Linked DNA regions of Homo sapiens: regions 2, 3 and 4 are each linked to region 1. Evidence: chromatin contacts called from ENCODE Hi-C data. All regions are on one chromosome and are shown on one strand. Each heading gives the region's core, a stretch centred on a gene start or an enhancer-like site at or near the end of the contact. The rest is flanking DNA. Distances are from core to core; before and after follow the strand shown.

The links. A loop is a pair of places that touch in the nucleus more often than their neighbours do. Pooled maps may share reads with other maps.
Region 2: a loop to region 1 is called in a pooled map, with 4 times the contacts of the local background. The contact joins the promoter of GPR155-DT here to the enhancer-like site in region 1. A Hi-C loop is called at or near these places in 3 of 37 single-sample maps with no recorded cell type and 5 of 50 pooled maps.
Region 3: a pooled map shows a loop between it and region 1 (7-fold over the local background). The contact joins the promoter of WIPF1 here to the enhancer-like site in region 1. A Hi-C loop is called at or near these places in 6 of 37 single-sample maps with no recorded cell type and 3 of 50 pooled maps.
Region 4: a map with no recorded cell type shows a loop between it and region 1 (21-fold over the local background). The contact joins two enhancer-like sites. A Hi-C loop is called at or near these places in 3 of 37 single-sample maps with no recorded cell type and 4 of 50 pooled maps.

Annotation. Positions count from the first base shown.
Region 1 is chr2:176,930,233-176,934,961 of GRCh38, forward strand. No RefSeq gene overlaps it. Among named protein-coding and RNA genes, the nearest start is that of MIR4444-1, 280 kb to the right of the region's middle. RefSeq lists an enhancer at 1,668-1,967. Within about 2 kb of position 2,164, at least 4 of the 41 ENCODE cell types and tissues checked have a DNase peak (open chromatin) inside an H3K27ac peak, as active enhancers do.
Region 2 is chr2:174,484,650-174,489,378 of GRCh38, forward strand. GPR155-DT (GPR155 divergent transcript) reads left to right here and starts at 2,739. Exons shown (of 3, transcript NR_183819.1): 1 at 2,739-2,767; 2 at 3,386-4,265; 3 at 4,359-4,729. GPR155 (G protein-coupled receptor 155) reads right to left here and starts at 2,380. Exons shown (of 16, transcript NM_152529.7): 1 at 2,224-2,380. RefSeq lists silencers at 1,895-2,077, 2,341-2,520 and an enhancer at 1,931-2,000.
Region 3 is chr2:174,595,496-174,600,224 of GRCh38, forward strand. It overlaps WIPF1 (WAS/WASL interacting protein family member 1), which reads right to left and starts at 2,309. Exons shown (of 8, transcript NM_001375834.1): 1 at 2,106-2,309. RefSeq lists an enhancer at 2,332-2,511.
Region 4 is chr2:174,748,383-174,753,111 of GRCh38, forward strand. It overlaps CHRNA1 (cholinergic receptor nicotinic alpha 1 subunit), which reads right to left. Exons shown (of 9, transcript NM_000079.4): 7 at 1,564-1,787; 8 at 198-437. Among named protein-coding and RNA genes, the nearest start is that of CHRNA1, 14 kb to the right of the region's middle. RefSeq lists an enhancer at 2,736-2,915 and a silencer at 4,263-4,332. Within about 2 kb of position 2,774, at least 3 of the 41 ENCODE cell types and tissues checked have a DNase peak (open chromatin) inside an H3K27ac peak, as active enhancers do.

The DNA.
Region 1 (4,729 bases), core at 914-3,413:
TGTATATGGAAATGGAAAGGACCTAGAATAGCCAAAATAATTAGAAAAAGAATAATAAAGGATTTATTATCCTACTTGATTCTAAGACTTACAAGAAAGCTACGATCGTCAAGACAGTGCGGCACTGAGGCAAGGATAGACCTATAGATTCATGGAACAGAATAGAGAGTCCAGAAATAAATCCAAAGTTATATGGTTGATTTTTGACAAAGATGTGAACATAACTAAATTGGAAAATCAGCAAAATAGTGCTGCAACAACTAAATATCTAGAGGGGAAAAAAACAACCTTACAACATATTTTAAAAGCTAACACAAAATACATCATAGGCCTAAACAGTAAGAGCTAACACTATTACATTTCTGGAAGAAAATATAAGAGAAAATATTTGTAACAACAGTTAGGAAAGGCATTTTTAAACAGGACACCAAAAGTACAACTCATAAGGAAAAATATTTATAAACATTTTCAAAAGTAAAAGCTTTTGCTCTTCAGAAAAAAGTGTTAAAAAAGGCAAGCCGGACTGAAATAATAGATATGAAAAACATATCTGACAAAAAGGCTTGTATCCAGAATATATAAAAGATATTTACAACTTAAGAAGGCAAGAGCCCAATAAAATGGGGAAAAGATTTGAAGAGACTCTTTACAAAAGAAGTTATACAAATTCCAATAAGCACATGAAAAGATGATCTACATCACAAATTATGAGGGAAATGTCAATTAGAACCATAATGAGCTACTTACTACGCACTTGAGAATATCAAGGATGGGTGAAGAGGTAGGACAACTTGAACTCTCATACATTGACTGTGTGACAGTATAAAATGGTACTATTTCTTATATAGTTAAACATATACAAGCCATGTGACCCAGCAATCTTTATCCTAGATATTTACCCAAGAGAGATAAAAATGTGTCCACGCAAAACTTTTACATCAATGTTTATAGCAGCATTATTCATAATCGTCAAAACTGAAAGCAACCCAAGTATCTATTAACCAGTGAATGGATAAACAAATTGTGGTATATCCAATGGAGTATTACTATAAAAGCAACAAAATATTAGTACTCTCGACAACATAGGTGAATCTCAAAAATATTATGCTAAGTGAAAAAAGGTAAACACAAAGGGCTACATACTATGATTCTGTCTGTATGAAATTCTAGGAAAGGCAAAACCATAGCAACAAAAAGCAGATCAGTAGTTGGTTGGCTGGGGCCAAGAGCTGGGGGAATATATTGACTGTAGGAGCACAAGGGAACTTCTAGGGTGATGGAAATGTTCTAATTTGATCATGGTGGGGAATGGATTTTTTAAATATACTAGGGATTTGTTTTTCTTTTTAAGGGATTTCTTTTGGAAAAAAAAAAAGTCCTAGAATAAGAACAGAAGCATGTTCTCTTCTGAGAAATAATCCTTAGAAAATAGAAGTTAAGCCAAAATATGTAACATTACCTATGTCTTTTAAAACTTTTCTTGTCCATCTAATTTCCATCTTAAGAAAAATTAGAAATAAATCAATTACACTTTAAATACTTTTGGTACAGTTGAATATGTACAGGACTGCTGAATATTGAATAGGTTCCCAGAGAAACTCTTTGTAACAGAACTTTCCATTTGACCATAGCCCTTAAGGCATTTAAAGACAAGTGAGAAACAGACTGTTTTGGTTCGTTGGTTTGGGTTTTTTTTTCTTTTTTTTTTCATTACTTAGCTTTGTCATCATGCTTTCCTACCACCAGAAGGCATATTTATGACTCATCAGTCAACACCCAGTGTCAGATAACTAGCCATTAACATACTTCACTTGTACTGTGATGAAAATGATATCACAACTTTCAAGAGATCCCCTTGAAGATGAAACTGAAAGAAATGGTGGCCACATGTTGTTTCAAACCTGTATTCGTTACACCTCCTGACTGCATGTCGTGCAAAAGGGCCAAACAGATGTGTAAAAAATAGCTGTTTAACAGGGGGGAAAATACTGTAAAATTGTTTATGGCAGGACAGCGGGTTCTTATAGGCAAAGTAAATTACAAATAGATTTCTCAATTACTTTTTAAAGCCTAGTATTTGATTCTTATATAACAGTCAAAAATCAATTTTGCATGGAATTTATGTGAATGCCTCATTATTAATAAAACAGCGGTTGGCGGCTGCTACTTCCTCCCCACAACAGCAGCACGCAGTGGGGAAGCATTCACGTGCCAGGCTGTGCAATTCTTTATCTTTTTATCCTCTGGTTCAGCATCATAAAAAAGAAAGGGAAGAGATGAATCCCAAGCAAATTTTAGGCATGGGCTTCTGGCAGCACCTATTTCATGGGGGCCTGCTGGTGCCCTGAGAGTACTTGGTGATGGGTGCTGAGGGAAGTCCTCACCCTACTCCCTGCTCATACTGTACCTCGAAGGTCTTTTTTAAAAAAAAAAAAAGTATAATTAAGCAAGTAACTCTAGTTGTTGAAAAAGTCACTGAGCTCTTTCTCTCGCTCTATCCTTAGCATATCCAACCTCGGTACTAGAGTCTACTGACCCTGTGAATTGATTTAAAAGGACTGGCCAGTGGCAATTTTCCCCAGATTGCTTTATTTCTCCAAAATAAAATTATTTATTTTGAAAAGAACTTGCTCCTGACCCAAACATTCTAATAACATAACAAGCATAATTCTCATTCAACAAACAAGAAAATTGAATCCCACTTATGTCTACAGACCATAACAGTCTGCTCCCTACACTGTACTTGATTCATCAAACCATGAACACTCCCCGTTTCCCAAATGAAAAGTGTAGTGTGGTGAGAAAAACCTAGCTTCTCTGGTTAGCCCTCCCTAACCAATTGGATGACTTTAAACAGTTATATCACTGTTTTAGGCCATGTCTGTTAACTGGTAAAATAAGAGAGTTTTCAAAATTATCTGAGGTTTCCTTCAGCTAAGATTTGGCAATGAGAAGAAATCATTGTATTCCCATTACATGTGAAAAGCAAAAAGAAAATTCTATGTTTGGCCAACAACATGGAGAAATGCTTATCTTCAGAGGTTAAATTCAGCTAAACAGTAGCTACCTGCTATTTCTTCTATTGGGTGCATGCCTCAAAAACGCTAACGGGGGAAATGGCAGGGCGATACACTGAGTGCTTACAGCATGTTTCCAGAAACTGATTTATTCTTGATTTGAATCTCTACTATGTGCATAATTACACCTGGTAACTGCAGGCAAGCTGTGGGCAACACTCTTGCCCCCTTAGTATTTGTGTCAGCAGTTAATTAGGAATGCAGTGCTAATACAGTCTTTAAACCAACCCCAAAAAGCTGTAGTAAAATCTAGTTTAACAAACAGACATGCATATCAGATGACTCCTTGCAGATACAGAATACCAAGAGTTTATTTACCAATGAAAATCCATGGTAGGTAAGATCTGATCCATGGGTTTGTTTGCTTTTGGGTTTTTGGAGACAGATTCTCGCTCTGTTGCCCAGGTTGGAGTATAGTGACGTGATCTCGGCTCACTGCAACCTCTGCCTCCCGGGTTCAAGCAATTCTCCTGCTTCAGCCTCCTGAGTAACTGGGACTACAGACGTGCACTACCATGCCTGGCTAATTTTTGTATTTTTAGTAGAGACAGGGTTTTGCCATGTTGGCCAGGCTGGTCTCGAACTCCTGACCTCAAGTGATCCACCTGCCAAAGTGCTGGGATTCCAGGTGTGAGCCACCACACCCAGCCCCCACAGGTTTGTTTTTAAGAATTGGATTTGATATACTATTGAGAAACAAAGTGGCTTAAATATATCAATTTATTCAGAGTTTTTAAAAACAATGACTTTTTCTTTTATTCTTCTGCTAATTATTTACATGATTAATCTGACTTAACATATCTTCATTGAGAATCACACAGTTGATCCAACTAAAATTAGTATTATTTTAGGGACAAGAATGAAGGATACATTTTTTTTCCTGTTAAGTCAAATTCACATTTGGGTTTTGTTGTGCATATACTGTTAATAATGCAAAGAGAAACTTGTTCACTATGGTTGATTGCATAACAGGCCCCCATCCTGTACCCCTACCTATAGCCACGCCCTTTGCCCTATGACTTTGCAGTTGCTTTCACTACAGAGGCAAATCTGTTTTCCATCTGGGCTTGGACACATGACTTGCTTGGGCCAATAGAATGAGATGGATCGGACAGATGTTCCAGCTCCAGGCCCAGGCCTTGAGGTCCCGCTTTCTGCTTGTTCTCTCCTATTTCTGCCATTACCATGAAGAGGACACGCCTGTGTTACCGGTGGTCACAGGGAAAGGAGGACAGACGTGTGGAACAAAGCAGTCACTCCACATAAGCCCAAACTAGGTGAACCAGCACTGAGACTCAAGAGGGAGCTTAGGCGATAAGATATAGAAGAAAACCCGTCCTTGCAGATACAGAAGAAAACCCGTCTACTGTTACATGTCACTGAGATGCTGTGGCTGTTCACTATGTGCCAATTTTAGAGCAACAGGTTACTAGTATACTGACCTTTTCAAATACTACCTGATATTTATGATGATGCCGATGTTGCCAAATCTCTTCCAAAAAAGTGACCATCTGTCTTTTCCCATCTTTATTAACATGAGTGCCAGATTGATTCCAAGTTACAGTTGTATTCTTTTGGGTGAACAATCTTCCTCATGTTCTCTCAGGGTTTTAGGTGAGAAGTTGTCCAATTTTGGTGTGCCCAGAATCACC
Region 2 (4,729 bases), core at 1,489-3,988, 2.4 Mb before region 1:
ATCAGTCATAGCAGCTCACGCCTGTAATCCCAGCATTTTGAGAGGCCCAGGCAGGTGGACTGTGTGAGCCCAGGAGTTTCAGACCAGCCTGGCCAACATGGCAAAACCTTAGTCTCTACAAAAAATTAGCTGAGCTTAGTCATGCGTGCCTGTTGTCCCAGCTACCTGGGAGGCTGAGGTGGGAGGATCACCTGAGCCTAGGAGGTCTCTGCAGTGAGCCATGATCACACCACTGCACTCCAGCCTGAGTAAGACCCTGTCTCAAACAAAGACCTCCTTAGAGGGATATTGTGTGGATAGAATATTTTATATACAGCTTATCACAGAGTAGGCCTTCAAAAAACGGCAGCAATTGCTATTAGGAACTGTTGTCTTACTACTAATAATGATAAAAAAGTAAACATGTTAGTTCTTCAAACATAACTGGTAAAAGATCCACCAACTAAAAAAAGAGGGATGGGATGCGTCATAAATTTATCAGTTTTTGTTTTATACCAAACAATTAAGATAAGTTGAATTTAATTTGGTTTGATAGTAAATGGTTAACAGTGAAGGCAGAGCTCTTCATTTTTCTCAGGGTGATGGTCAAATAGTTGTAGCAATGTCCAAGATTAACTTTCAATTCGTTGAAAAATTAAAAAACAAAAAAACAAAACAAAAAAAAGGGCCGGGCGCAGTGGCTCACGCCTGTAATCCCAGCACTCTGGGAGGTCGAGGCGGGCGGATCACCTGAGGTCGGGAGTTGGAGACCAGCCTGGCCAGCATGGTGAAACCCTGTCTCTACTAAAAAGACAAAAATTAGCCGGGCTTGGTGGCAGATGCCTGTAATCCCAGCTACTCGGGAAGCTGAGGCAGGAGAATCTCTTGCACCCGGGAGGCAGAGGTTGCAGTGAGCCGAGATCCTGCCATTGCCCTCCAGCCTGAGCAACAGAGCAAGACTCCGTCTCAAGAAAAAAAAAAAAAAAAAGCAATCTGCCCCTCCCCATGAGGTTTCTTTTAACGTTTCTCAGTATTATAAAAGAAATACCTGCTGAGGTAAAGTCAAAATAATCAAAATGACTTTAAAAGTTTCATTTCATCCTAATCTTTTTTAAACGGGAAGATAATATGCTTTCTAAAGCATATTTTAAAATGAACAGGAACCACAGCAAGGGAAGTTTTAAAAAAAAAATTACATCCAGCCTTTTTATCTATAAAAACAAAGCTTGTTACAGAACAAACACGTTCACAGTAAAAGACCACTCGCTGAGGCACGAACTGAAGAAATGCTACTGTACTTACAAACCGCTTCTAGCCACATCACATTTGGCTTAGATCACATAAACGAACCACTGATACTGTAAATAACTGCTATTAAGTGAAAATGCGGGGGGAAGGCGAGGGTTGACTAACTTCATAGAGAAAGCTTTAAACTCTCAGGCTATTTCTCAAACATCCAACATCCTTTATCCCGTGGGATAAGTGTAATACAGTGTGGTACTATTAGAGCACTCTTCAACATTAATAGTCGCACCATTCACCCACTCCTACCTACTTGCAGGGCGCCAAATGTCCTCCCTAGAGACCCAGGGTAGGGAGCGCTGAGCACTGCCTCCTTGCCTCGTCTGCAGGGACAGACTGTGGCCCTCCAAGATAAGGGGCGCAGAGAGTTCCTAACCGAATAGGCTGCTCGGAGAGCAGCTGCCAGCCAACCCCTGGGAAGGCAGCTGTGGAAGTGGAAAGGCAGCCAGGGGTCTTTGCCTGGCGTAAGAAAAAGGTGGTCGCTAGTCTTCCCAGGGCACGGGAGTCACAACGTCATGGTAACTAACATACCCCAAAAACGGGTAAGGGAGAAAATTTGGCGCAGTGCTCCAGGTGCCTGGGCAGAAGCCTTCGGAAGGGCCAGATACTGAGGGTACCCTCGGGATAAAGGGAAGAGTCTAAGAAAGACAGGGTGGACGCCCGTGCAGTGAGGAGCTTCCCAAACTAGGGATGGCAGTTCTGTCTCCGGAGGGGACGAGACACCCCCTCCCCCGCGCGAGCCTTCCCGGGTGATCTCACACGTTCCACAGGCAGGCGCTGCGGGGCAGAGACAGCAGGTCCAGACAACGGGCCGCGGGGCCAGGGCGCAGAGGGTCGGCGGCTGCCCACGTGCCCAGGCCTGAGGGGCAGAGGCAGGGGTACCCCGTGCCCGCAAGGGAGAACCAGGACCCAGCAGGTCCGCGCTCCAGGGGCCCCTCTCACCTGCTTCGTCTGCAACCTTGGAGTGGCGAGGAGAAGGGAGCTGGTGCTCGCAGGGTGCCAAGCAGGGAGAAGACCACCGTCATCTCCCGCCCCCAGCCCTCTTCGCCGAGCGCAACCGGGTGCCAGCTGCAGCAGCTTAGGCACGTTCCGATAAAGTAAGGTGGGGTAAGCCGATGCGGCCCTGTCAGCTCAGCCCCTCGCCGGCCGCGAGGCCCCGCCCCCGCCCCGCCTTCAGGCCCCGCTCCCTCCCAGCCCCGCCTTCAGACCCCGCCCCCAGCCCCGAACTTCCAGCAAGACGGGCCGCTTCCCGCCCTCGAGCCCCGCCCATTTCCAGGAGCCTTGAGCCCAGAGTCTCCGTCCCGCCCTCAGGCCCCACCCACAGCCTCGGGCCTCCGAGCCACACGTTCCCCAACCCCGCCTTCAGTCCCCGCCCCCTCCTCCAGCCTCGGAGCCCCAGGGTACCCGGCCCCGCCCTGCCGGCTGGGAGCCTCCCAGCCGCGATCCTCCGGGGCGGGACTTCCGGCTTCCCTGCTCCCACAAAATGGTAGCCGCCGTGGGGGATGTCCAGTTTTTTTTCCTCTTCCCAAGTACAGACGCAGAGCAGACTTGTCTTTCCGCTTAACCTCAACCTCGTGTGATCTGCCAGTTTCGCTCCCGGTTAGCCCAGGACTTTTTATAGCATAGAGTTTTAAAGCAAGGGCTTAGAATCAGACCTGGGTCAAAATCCTGCCTTCCACCTTCACCAAGGCAGTGTGACCTTGACGTTCCTACATAAGAGATTAAAATGTAAACCCTTAGCCCTGAGCTTGTTTTAGAATCTGGGCCCCGTCCATGACTGCTTCTATTCTATTGCGGTACGGGGGTGGGGTGGGGGTGGGGAACTACATGCATGTCCACTCAGTATACTGAAACTGGTTACATTGATGGAAAACTTCCAAAGCTTCTTGAAATAAAGGTATTGAAACTATCCTCACAGGGTTTATAAGAATTCTGGACAAAAATATAATTAAGCATTAATCAGGCTACACTTTGACCCACTTCCTTGTAACCCGAAAGTCGGGTAGAGCTAGATAGTACATTTGTATCCCGTTGTCCCTATAGATAGGCTTTCTGATGTTAAGAGTCGTAAGGCTTTTTAAGAATTGCTTAAAATGTTTTTCAGACGCCAAATTCCAGCGAAACAGCTGATGCCAGCCAGCTTGAAGACCCCTGCCACAGAAGAAGGGAATCAGCATGAGAATACAGCTTCTTCATCTCGCTGTCCCATGACTTCGCCCTGTACTCTTCAGCCAATTAATGATCTCCACACTTGGGACCACTCTAAAACCCTTAAGAACCTGAGACTCAAAGTCCTCCTGGAGACGAATTTGAGGTTTCCTCCTATCTGTGTTTGGTGGCCCTATGATTAAACCTCTTTCTCTTCTGCAACCTGGTGTCCCAGTGTATTAACTTGCCATGGGCATCAGACAACAAACCTATATATAGTATCCCAAATATGGTGCTCCACTTTGAAACCTGAAGAAATCCTGCAATTGAGTTAGCCTTTTGAAATAAAAATTATTTCAAATTTTAAAATATTTATATATGTTTCCACTTAAGATATCTACAAGCATTTGTTTACAACCTTTTATCTTGCTTTGCATCTTAAACATTTCTGTATGGCAATTTCCGTGTCTTCCTATCATCTCGGCCATCTTAGTGCAAAGATACAAAATTGTGTGGCTTATTAAGAAAAATTACAGTAAGCTAAGGGTAGGTTAAAGGATCTGAAACTTAGCAGGAAAAATGAGCAGAAATTAAAGCTATAAAAGGCATGGATCCTGCTCCAGTTCTCTTTGCTTCTCCTTTGTTCTCTGTCTTCCTCACTTTTAACTGCCTTCTTTGTTTCCCTTGAACCTGACTACTTAAAAAAAAAATTGAAGATCTAAATTATCTCAAGGCTAAAAGGATTTTTGTTTAGGAAGTATGAAGATTAATTCAATTAAATAAATACTTATTGAGCATTGACTATCAGGGGAATACTGGAAGATAGGCCTGCAGAGGTAAGTTACGGTCAACCTGTAGGAGGTTCCTTGGGTTAGTTTGAACCTTATCCTTTGGCCACAGTAAAACATGTAACTTTTCTTTCCCCACAGGAACATGTCAGAATGATCACACTATTTGTGGGTGTGTAATCTGGAAGCTGTACCATGATTAGTTGAAAGAGAGACTGAAGGCAAGAAAAACAGTGTGGTGACTTGGAGAAGAACCAAGACATAAGGAAATGAAGACCTACTCTTGGGTGATGACAGTAAAAATAATGGAATAGGCCTGAGAGACAGGAAAAGGGAGAACTGATGAGACTCAGTTACTGATAGGGCTAAAGAGGAGGAAGGACAGGGCAAGGTGGCTCACGCCTGTAATCCCAGCACTTTGGGAGGCAAGGCAGGAAGATCACTTGAGCCCAGGAATTCAAGACCAGCCTGAGCAACATGACAAAACCCCATCTCTACAAAAAATACAAAAA
Region 3 (4,729 bases), core at 1,059-3,558, 2.3 Mb before region 1:
TTCAAGAGTTAAATGAAGGAGTGCTTAATAAGTATTAGCCATTTTCAAAAAATAAAATAAGCAAAGGTGAAGAACGTAACACAAAATAAGTGGTCAGTAAATATCACAGTCTTTCCCCCTATTTAACCACGAGAAAGAGAAACCATGAGCTGATTTAAATCAGCCTATGTGTGTACACCCATGCAAACTTCCATATTACAAGTGAATGGTGAAGGGAGATGTGTATAAAGTGCATTTCAAATTTCTCAGAAAAGCATACTGATTAAGGCATTCCTTATTCTAGTATTTTTTTACAGTTTTAATTTTCAGGACAGACAGAGGTATTTATGGAAGTCCAGGAGAAATGCTTTCTTCAACAACAAGCACATGTTTAACAATTTGGACAAAATGAGTCAAACCTTAAAGCAGAAATATATCATAATTTAAACAGCCAGAAACTTCCAAAGTAAATGATGTGTGTTCATAAAATGTTAAGAAGGCTTCAAAAGGTCATAACACTTAAAGGGTCCAGGAATTCAGTATCACTTCATCTCATATTTTAGGTAGGCTGGGGAACTTCCAGCCTACAGGCCAGATTTAGAATTTGATCAGATCTGAAGTTGCTGCTCGATCCCAGGAACTAATTTTCACCACAGGGAGTTCTCTGAATATTTCAGTCCACCCAGAGTATGTGTAACCCTTAAAAGGTTAGATATTAGAGTAGCTGAAGCGCTATGAGCAAATAGCCCATGAATAAACTTTTCAAAGAGCAATAGAAAACCTGACTTAGTGAAAAATGACTTTCAGGTAAGTCATTTAATGACCTTAGACTGATAAAAGGAAGAGTTTTGACATGATGATATTCCAGTACAGAAGAACAAAGCTTGATAAAGTTAACACATAGCACTGTAGTCCAAGTGAATTGTAAGAGTATGATTTCCACACAGATCAACCTCAAAACCTTTTCCCAGTTTCTCATCTTCCTTTCTCACTGTCCTGTCCTATTCTTTCCCCAGTCTTTCATCTTTCTCTCTACCAAGCTGTCTTACTTTGCTTAGTTAGAATCTTTCAGTAGCCTTTTCATTTACCACCTCTCCATTCTCTACTACATATACTAGTTATGCCATTAAATTATTTAAAATAACTTGTATGCCTGTAATCCCAGCACTTTGGGAGGCCGAGGCGGGCAGATCACTTGAGGTCAGGAGTTTGAGACCAGCCTGACCAACATGATGAAACCCTGTCTCTACTAAAAATACAAAAACAAAAAAAACAAAAAACTTGTACTTAGTGACTAAAGTTATATGTGCCTTCTGAGTTTTTTAAAGCTTTATTTTATATTTCTTCACGGGGAGAAAGGAACATAAGTCAAATTGTTTCTTCCTACATATTCTAGAAAAAAGTTTTTTAATGTAAAAAGTTTCCTTAGTTCTGCTCTATAAGCCTCTGAGTAGATGGCTTGAAATTTTAAAAATCACAATATTTTATGCCAAAACATTAATCATATTAAACATAAAGTTATAACTAATGCTGTAGAATTTGATTTGCGATAGTAATTGTGCACACACTGTTATAACAGGAATAGACTTATTCTAAAAGACAAATCGTATTATAAAAGACTCTGCTTAGAAATGGTTTAGTTTGAGTTTTGAACTTAAATAGCACATTGGCAGCAACAGAACTGCAACAGCTTAGTTCCATGGTATTTTCGTTTGAAGCTTCCAATGGCTCCTTGTACTTTAAAGCACTTATTGTTGCTGGCCACACCAAAGATTCAAAGGCAGTTGTGTGGACAACTGTATCATACACCAAAAGGATATATTTACCGACATAAGCCCCCAATTTAAATGGGAAAATAAATTCCTGTGGATCCAAACTTGTCCAGTGGTCAAAAAAATTCTATTGAAAATCTTGCTTACATTTTGGCTCAAAGCATAAGTTATGAATCATTCACAATCACCATAGTGGTGAAACTAGCATTCTGGGCAACAGGAATAGCTCACATGGTGCTCTACAGAAAAATTAAACAACTTTATCTTGACATACTATGGTCCATTAAAAGCCATTTAGTTCTTCCCTGTAGCTGATAAATGAAATAAACTTAGTTTGAATATAATTTTTCTTACCGTTAAAGGGTACTGCAGGGAGCCATGGTCAGGGACACAGGCAGACAGAGGGCCAGCGGGACAGGAGCCAAGAGAGAAAACTGTCCCTGAAAAAGGTATCATCTTCTAACGCAAGTGTGGGGTCGTTTTTGGACAGCCATTTTGGACAAGCTCTGGCCTCTTGTTAAATGTGACATACTGAGTCAGAGGCAGACGTCCTTCTGTGGTTATTCGCTTCCTGTCTGATTAATTTGTTGTTTGTTGTTCCTTCCTCCTTTGCTGCAGAAAAAGAAACTAGATTGGTTTTGCTTAAGAAGCAAGCAAGAAAAAAAACCTAAATTAAAAAAAATTAAATGTTTCTCCTCCCCACAAGGTGTAATACACAGCTATTTGGTACAGTGACAAGAGGAGATGAGCACCTCCACTCAGTGAAGAGTCCAACTTTATTCTAGATATTCCCACAAAAATAACTGTTCATGGAACTTGAGATTCCTTTAGGAAAATTATATTTGAAAGTATCACTGTAAATACTGACTATTCCATTGAGTAATAGGGAAAAGAGTCACTCAAGAAAGAAAAGCTCTTACCTACCTTACCTTATCGCTTCATTAGGCTAAGGGCTTCTTCTCATTTACAGGGCATTCAAGTGTGTGGGGAGAAAGTTACAAATGCAGGTAAAGAGAGCAGGTCAGGTGTATGAAGGCAAATGAGGTTCTTTTTTTGGTTTTGTTTTATTTATTTCTTTTTTTTTAGAGAGACAGTCTTGCTGTCACTTAGGCTGGAGTGCAGTGGCGTAATCATAGCTCCCTGTGGCCCTGACCTCCTGGGTTCGAGCAATCCTCCAGCCTCAGCCTCCTGAGTAGCTGAGACTACAGGCATATGCCACTGCACCTGGCTAATTTATTTTATTTTTATATTTGGTAGAGATGGGATCTTGCTTTGTTGCCCAGCCTGGTCTTGCACTCCTAGCTTCAAAGTGATCCTTCCATCTTAGCTTCCCAGATTGCTGGGATTACAGGCTTGAGCTACCATACTTGGCAGCAAATGAGTTTTGAAACGTGATTTTGGTGCCCAAGTCAGGGTAATAATATACAGCTTAAGTCAGCTGCAGATCCATAGCTTTCTATGCCAAATGTTTCTGTCCCCCACACTTAATGGGATAACAGTAACTCTCCTAGAAGATGCTTGACAAAAGCATAGAGATAAAGAGGGTGGAAGGAAGAAAGTCAGATTTCTCATTATTAAAGAACTCAAGAGGTGGATGGCAATGGAATACATGTAGAAAACATTTTATCAAAACCTTGAGTTATGTATAGAACGATCTGAAAATGCTCATAATTTTTTCTTAACCCATCTTAAAGGTTCAGACTTACATATGCAACACATAGTATATAACTCTGAGAAAACAGTAACAGTCAAAGAATTTAAAAGAGAGGCATATTTCAGAAACTAGCTTCATTGTAAAATCTGAATGTTGGGTCCTGATTCTGCTAGGATCAGAGGCCAGAGGCATGAAAAGAACGTATGTTGTCTAACATTGCCTTACCTGTAAAGTGATGGAACTGGGCTAGATGAGTAATTTTCAACTCAGGTAGCTGTTGGGGGTGGTGAGCAGTGAGTGGGAATGGTGGGGGCAGGGGCCTGTAGCATTCAGTGGGTGGGGCCAGGAATGGGAAATTTCCTATGGTGCTTATGACAGTCCCACCCAAAATACCAGAAGTGCTCCTACTGGGGAGTACTGGGACAGATGATGTCTAAGGATCTTTTAAACTCAAAATTCCCTGAGATAGGAGTCTAATTGCATGAGCAGATTCATGATGCCAGGCCATGGGCACAGTTCCTGGAGTGGAGTACCCAAGAATAAGTGACTGAGAGTCCTCTGCTTTGCCTGGAGCCCCTTGAAGGCAGGGACCGCCTCTTGTCTAACTCTGGCCTGGTGTCCACCCGTGACTTAGGTCACAAATAAATACCTGCAGGCATGGGGCTGGACAGAGGTGGAGGCCTACAGCTATCAGCCACTTCCCGCGATACAAACCCTCAGGAAAACAGAAAACTTGATCAACTATTAAGTAAATGCCTGAGTGAATCTTTGGGGAAGTCTAATTATAGTTGGGTCTAAAAAGAGAACATGGGCGATATGACAATTTCTCTACGTATTTTCAGAATTATTTTGAAGTTCTCTAAGTAAGACACCCCAAACACACACACACACACTCTCTCTCTCTCTCTCTCTAGCTATCTCTCTCTCTCTCTCTCTCTCTCAGTACACATACCATTCATGGCTATTTCCATCCCTTAGGGGAGTGGTCCCTAACCTTTTTGGCACCAGGGACTGGTTTTGTGGAAGATAATTTTTCCACGGAGTGGGGGCAGGGGGTGGGGATGGTTTCAGGATGAAACTGCTCCAACTCAGATCATCAGGCATTAGATTCTCATAAGGAGCTCGCATGCACAGTTCACTTTAGGATTCTTGCTCCTCTGAGAATCTAATGCGCAGCTGATCTGATAGGAGGCAGAGCTCAGGAGGGAACACTTGCTCACCAGCTGCTCACTTCCTGCTGTGTGGCCTGGTTCCTAAGGGGCCATAGACTGGTTGGAGACCCCTACCTTAGGAAAAGCTCACTTAGAAGGGAGTATGTCACCTA
Region 4 (4,729 bases), core at 1,524-4,023, 2.2 Mb before region 1:
CATCGTCTTTATTTTTTGAATAGATTATTTACAAAGTGATAACTTACTAAGGTGGTCTAGAGGCGGTCACCAGGGTTCATCTTAGGTCAGTAGCTGCCTGTTGTATGCCACCTACTTGTTAAGTCAGACTCACCACCTGTGCTCATACATTTGACCATTTAAACCCAGAGGCATGAATTTCAAGCCACGAAGCTTACATTGTTAGACTCCTGGTCTGACTTCATGGTCTCTGCGATGTACTTGATGCCCTCGATGGCACTTTTCACCTCGGGGTGTTTGATCAGGGGAGAGTGGAAGCCCATGGGTGGAGGCCCTGGCTTTCCAGAAATGTCAGAGATATCAATGTCTTCTGTAAAAATCTTTTTGTCTTGCTTTTCTCTGGATGGTCTTTTCATTGTGGAGAAAAACATGATATTTGGGATAGTGTCGATAAAAACCTAACATAAAAAAGAAATCCATGCATGAGAATTATTGTCCAGGAGGCAAGCATAAAACTCTGTCTTTGAATTATCAATGTGATTTGGGGTAAGTCATTCAGTTTTTCTGGGCTTCAGCCTCCTTGTCCTTAAAACAAAAGAACTATACTAGATTTTTTCAAAGATCCCTCTGTATCCCGGGTCCTGTGAAATGACTATGGTTAACAGTGATGATTCTGTAATGTGAGAAGTTCGCCACTGGAGGGAGCCCATGTGCAGTCATCGACCTGGGGCCACCAATGAGCTTAAAAGCGTCAGGATCCCCTACAGGTATGGAAAATGCCTTAGCAATGTGTCACCAGGATCAAATGGTTAAAGAAGGGGCCCCTCCACTTCAAATATATCCCACAAAACAGCTAGATTGTTTTCTTCTGTTTCCTGTTCCTGAAGAAACTGCAGTACAGGTATTGCCAGCAGTCATCTATCAGCCTTTACAGAAACAGGGACTCTTACTCTCCTCTTAAAAGAGTACATTGTGAGCAGTAGCTTCTTTTGTCAATTCCTGACAAATATTTTACATTCTGGACAAAAGATCCTGGACTTCAGTGTCTCTGTAAAGTTTTGTCAAAGAAAGACATATTTGAAATGTTAAATTTTTAAATTCAATAACGTAACTATTTCAGACCTAGTCCTTCACTAAAACTCACTTTTTGACCCTCTCTCATCAGGAACCCTCCCATCTCTAGCCCTCATTCTATTCATTCTATTCTCAACAGATGATTTCACCAGCAAAAAATAAGCCAGTCTGTTCACAGATTGGAAAACATACAAAAGAAATCGCGAGAATTTCACGGCATTTCAATAAAAAGCAGCCGTTTGTTCATCTTCTCTGATCAAAGAGATTCTTTAAACTTGAATTTGGAATGAGCTTTGTTAATTCTGTTTTTCTTTTCTCTCTGGGAAGGCTACAGGAGTTATTTATTCCTAAAAAGAGGCCAAAGAAAGTTCCTTCCAAAAATTCCCTAAAGCCCAAAGAGAACTTAGTTCCTAAATAGCCCCAAGTATTAGCTAGAAACCCACTGGCTCCTCGAAGGGGAGGCCTGTAGATGTGCCTCCGTGTGAAGTCTGCAGGGGCCTCCCCACTCACCTTCCGCACCCAGTTGGGCATGACATGGGTGCTGGGTGAGCGGTGGTGTGTGTTGATGACGATGACAGTGATGATGATGGAGGCAATGACGAACACCATGGTGAACAGCATGTATTTTCCAATCAAGGGCACAGCACTGGACGTGGAGGGGATCAGCTCCACGATGACCAGAAGGAACACAGTCAAAGACAGTAAGACAGAGATGCTCAGAGTCATCTTCTCCCCTGAAAAGACCAAAAAAAAAAAAAAAAATCCCACAACTACCCATCTGGGTTGGGCTGCAGTGTTCCTCCCACCCCACCATTTATATGTGGAAGTCCTGAGTCCTGGGACCTAAGAATGTGACTGTATTTGAAGACAGGGACTTTAAGGAGGTAATTAAATGAAAACGAGGTGATATGGGGTAGTGAGTAATCAAGTATGACTAGTGTCCTTATAAGGAGAGGAATTAGGACACAGATGCATAGACGGAAGGCCATGGGACACAGGAAGAAGATGGCCATTACAAACCGAGAGAGGCCTCACAAGAAACCAACTCTACTGGCACCTTGATCTTGGAATTCCAGTCTCCAGAACTGTGAGAAATTACATTTCTGTTATCTAAGCCTCACAGCCTATGGTGTTTTGTGTGGCAGCCCAAGCAAACTAATTCACCACTGAAACCCAAGGGTAAGAGGAATGTGACTGACATGTTCTCAAAGCATTATTCTGGGAAATCTCAAAGCATTTTTTTCTGCAGAATTTCCTATGTAACCACCATACCTTAACTTTTCTGACAGCAGCCAGTGGCAAGCATTTCCATTAGAGGCTGCCAAGCAGAAAACGGAACAATATTTCATCTCATGCTCCAGATTTCTGATTCTTGGTGGAACCCAGGGAACTGAAAGGAGTTCTGGGTGGACAAGCTGGACTCGGTGTGGCATTTCCCTTCTGCAGCAGGATGCATTAAACCTCATAAAACGGAACCACCCCTGGCCTATTTCTTACCCAGCAGATGAATGGGCAGCCCAGAAGTACACATATCTTTCTGTTATTGAGGGAGCAAGCTGTAAGACCAAAACCCAAGAAAAGGACAAAATCCGGAAGGCTAAGGAGTTCTCCTTGACGTCCTGAGTGATCTTCTGATACAGTGGTTTCACACCACTCGCTGTCTCATTTTCATATAAGAGGAAGTTTGTCTTCTCACTTATTTCTTGTTTTGTTTTTTTTGCATACTAAGGGAGCAGGGATTTCCCCAGCCCCCACCTCTTTTCTGCAGGCCCTTTGATCTCAGGAGAGTTTTGGCTGGGCAAACTTGGCAGCAGGAAGGTCAGGGGCCGAATGGCACTGAGGTAGTTTTGTGAGGCTTGACCACCTTAGGTGCAGCAGAGAAGCTCTGGGAGGGACTTTCCCTGGGCTGGCCTTGCTGTTGGTGCTGCTGGAAACCCTTGTGTTACCCTGCTTTCAATGATGAAGCTGTCCCCTACTGGCTGCTTCCGGATGCTAGAATATATATAGAATATGTATGTATGTATACGATAAAGAGTGGAAACAAACAAGAAATTGTCAATTCTACCTGGTGGGTAGGAAAACCTTTCAAAGTGAAAAAGAATACAATTACAAATACAAAATATTTGTCCACTTATATAAAATTTGTTGATTAATAATAATGATAATAATAATAGCCAACATTTATCAAGCATAATTTTTGTGCTAAGTGCTTTTCTTTTTTCTTTCTTTCTTTTCTTTCTTTTTTTCTTCTTTTTTTTTTTGTGAGGGAGTCTCACTCTGTTGCCCAGGCTGGAGTTCAGTGGTGCCATCTCAGCTCACTGCAACCTCCGCCTCCAGGGTTCAAGCGATTCTCCTGCCTCAGCCTCCCAAGTAATTGGGATTACAGGCACGTGCCACCACACCTGGCTAATTTTTTGTATTTTTAATAGAGATGGGGTTTCACCATGTTGGCCAGGCTGGTCTCAAACTCCTGACCTCAAGTGATCCATCCGCCTTGGCCTCCGAAAGTGCTGGGATTACAGGTGTGAGCCACTGCATCTGGCCCCTAAGCACTTTTCAAGCACAAATCATTTAACGTTTATAGAGACTCTTGTTAGTTCCCATAATGCCCCGACAGTGTTTTTATTTTAAAAAGTTTCATTTGAGGGCCTGGTGCGGTGGATCATGCCTGTAATCCTAACACCCCGGGAGGCCAAGGCAGGGGGATCACTTGAGGCCAGGAGTCTGAGACTAGCCTGGGCAACATAGCAAGACTCCATCTCTATTTATTTATTTTTTTAATGTAAAAAAGTTTCATTTGATTAGAAAGTTGAAAGAATTGTGTTTGTGATTATTTGTTTAAAAACAAGTGCAGGGCAGGCACAGTGGCTCACACCTGTAATCCCAGCACTTTGGGAGGCCGAGGTAGGCAGATCTTTGAGCCCAGGAGTTCGAGACTGGCCTCGGCAACATGGTGCAACCCCGTTTCTACAAAAAATACAAAAATTAGCCGAGTGTGGTGGCACATGCCTGTAGTCCCAGCTACTCAGGAGGCTGAGGTGAAAGGGTCACTTGAGCTCAGGAGGTTGAGGCTGCAGTGAGCCGTGATCATGCCACTGTACTGCAGCCTGGGCAACAGAGTGAGACCCGGTCTCAAAACAAAAACAAAAATGAAACCCCAAATGCAGTCACTGGAACATGCACTCTGAGGGGTGAGGCACTTTCTGTCTTATTCTCTGCGGTCTATCTACCACATCATATTTGTTCAACAAATATTCACTGAATGAGTAAATGAATAATCTTTTTTCCTAGTTGGCAAGTTGGATTTAAGATTTTGTGGTTTTTTTTTTTTTAAAGTCATTTTGATAAAAATTGCTACCTGTCATAAGCTTGAGGTCTGTCTGTAGCATCTTTCTTTTTTTCAAACTTGTCTGCCATAAGTTGTTTATGAATAGTGACTTGCTGGCAGGCAGATGGGTACCCTTTCCTCCTTTCTGGTGGATTGTTATTGTTTGATAAAATTATGTCACAGATAGGATTACTCAGTAGGAGGTAAGTAAGTTGTCTAGGCTGATATGTGAGAAAGAACAGCCACTTGGGAAGTAGGGTCTTGTGTGTGAAGATGCCACCATCTGGAAAAAAAGATATGCAAAATCTATTTTCAAGTGGTGAGCAGTGGGTAAAGGGGCAAGACCAG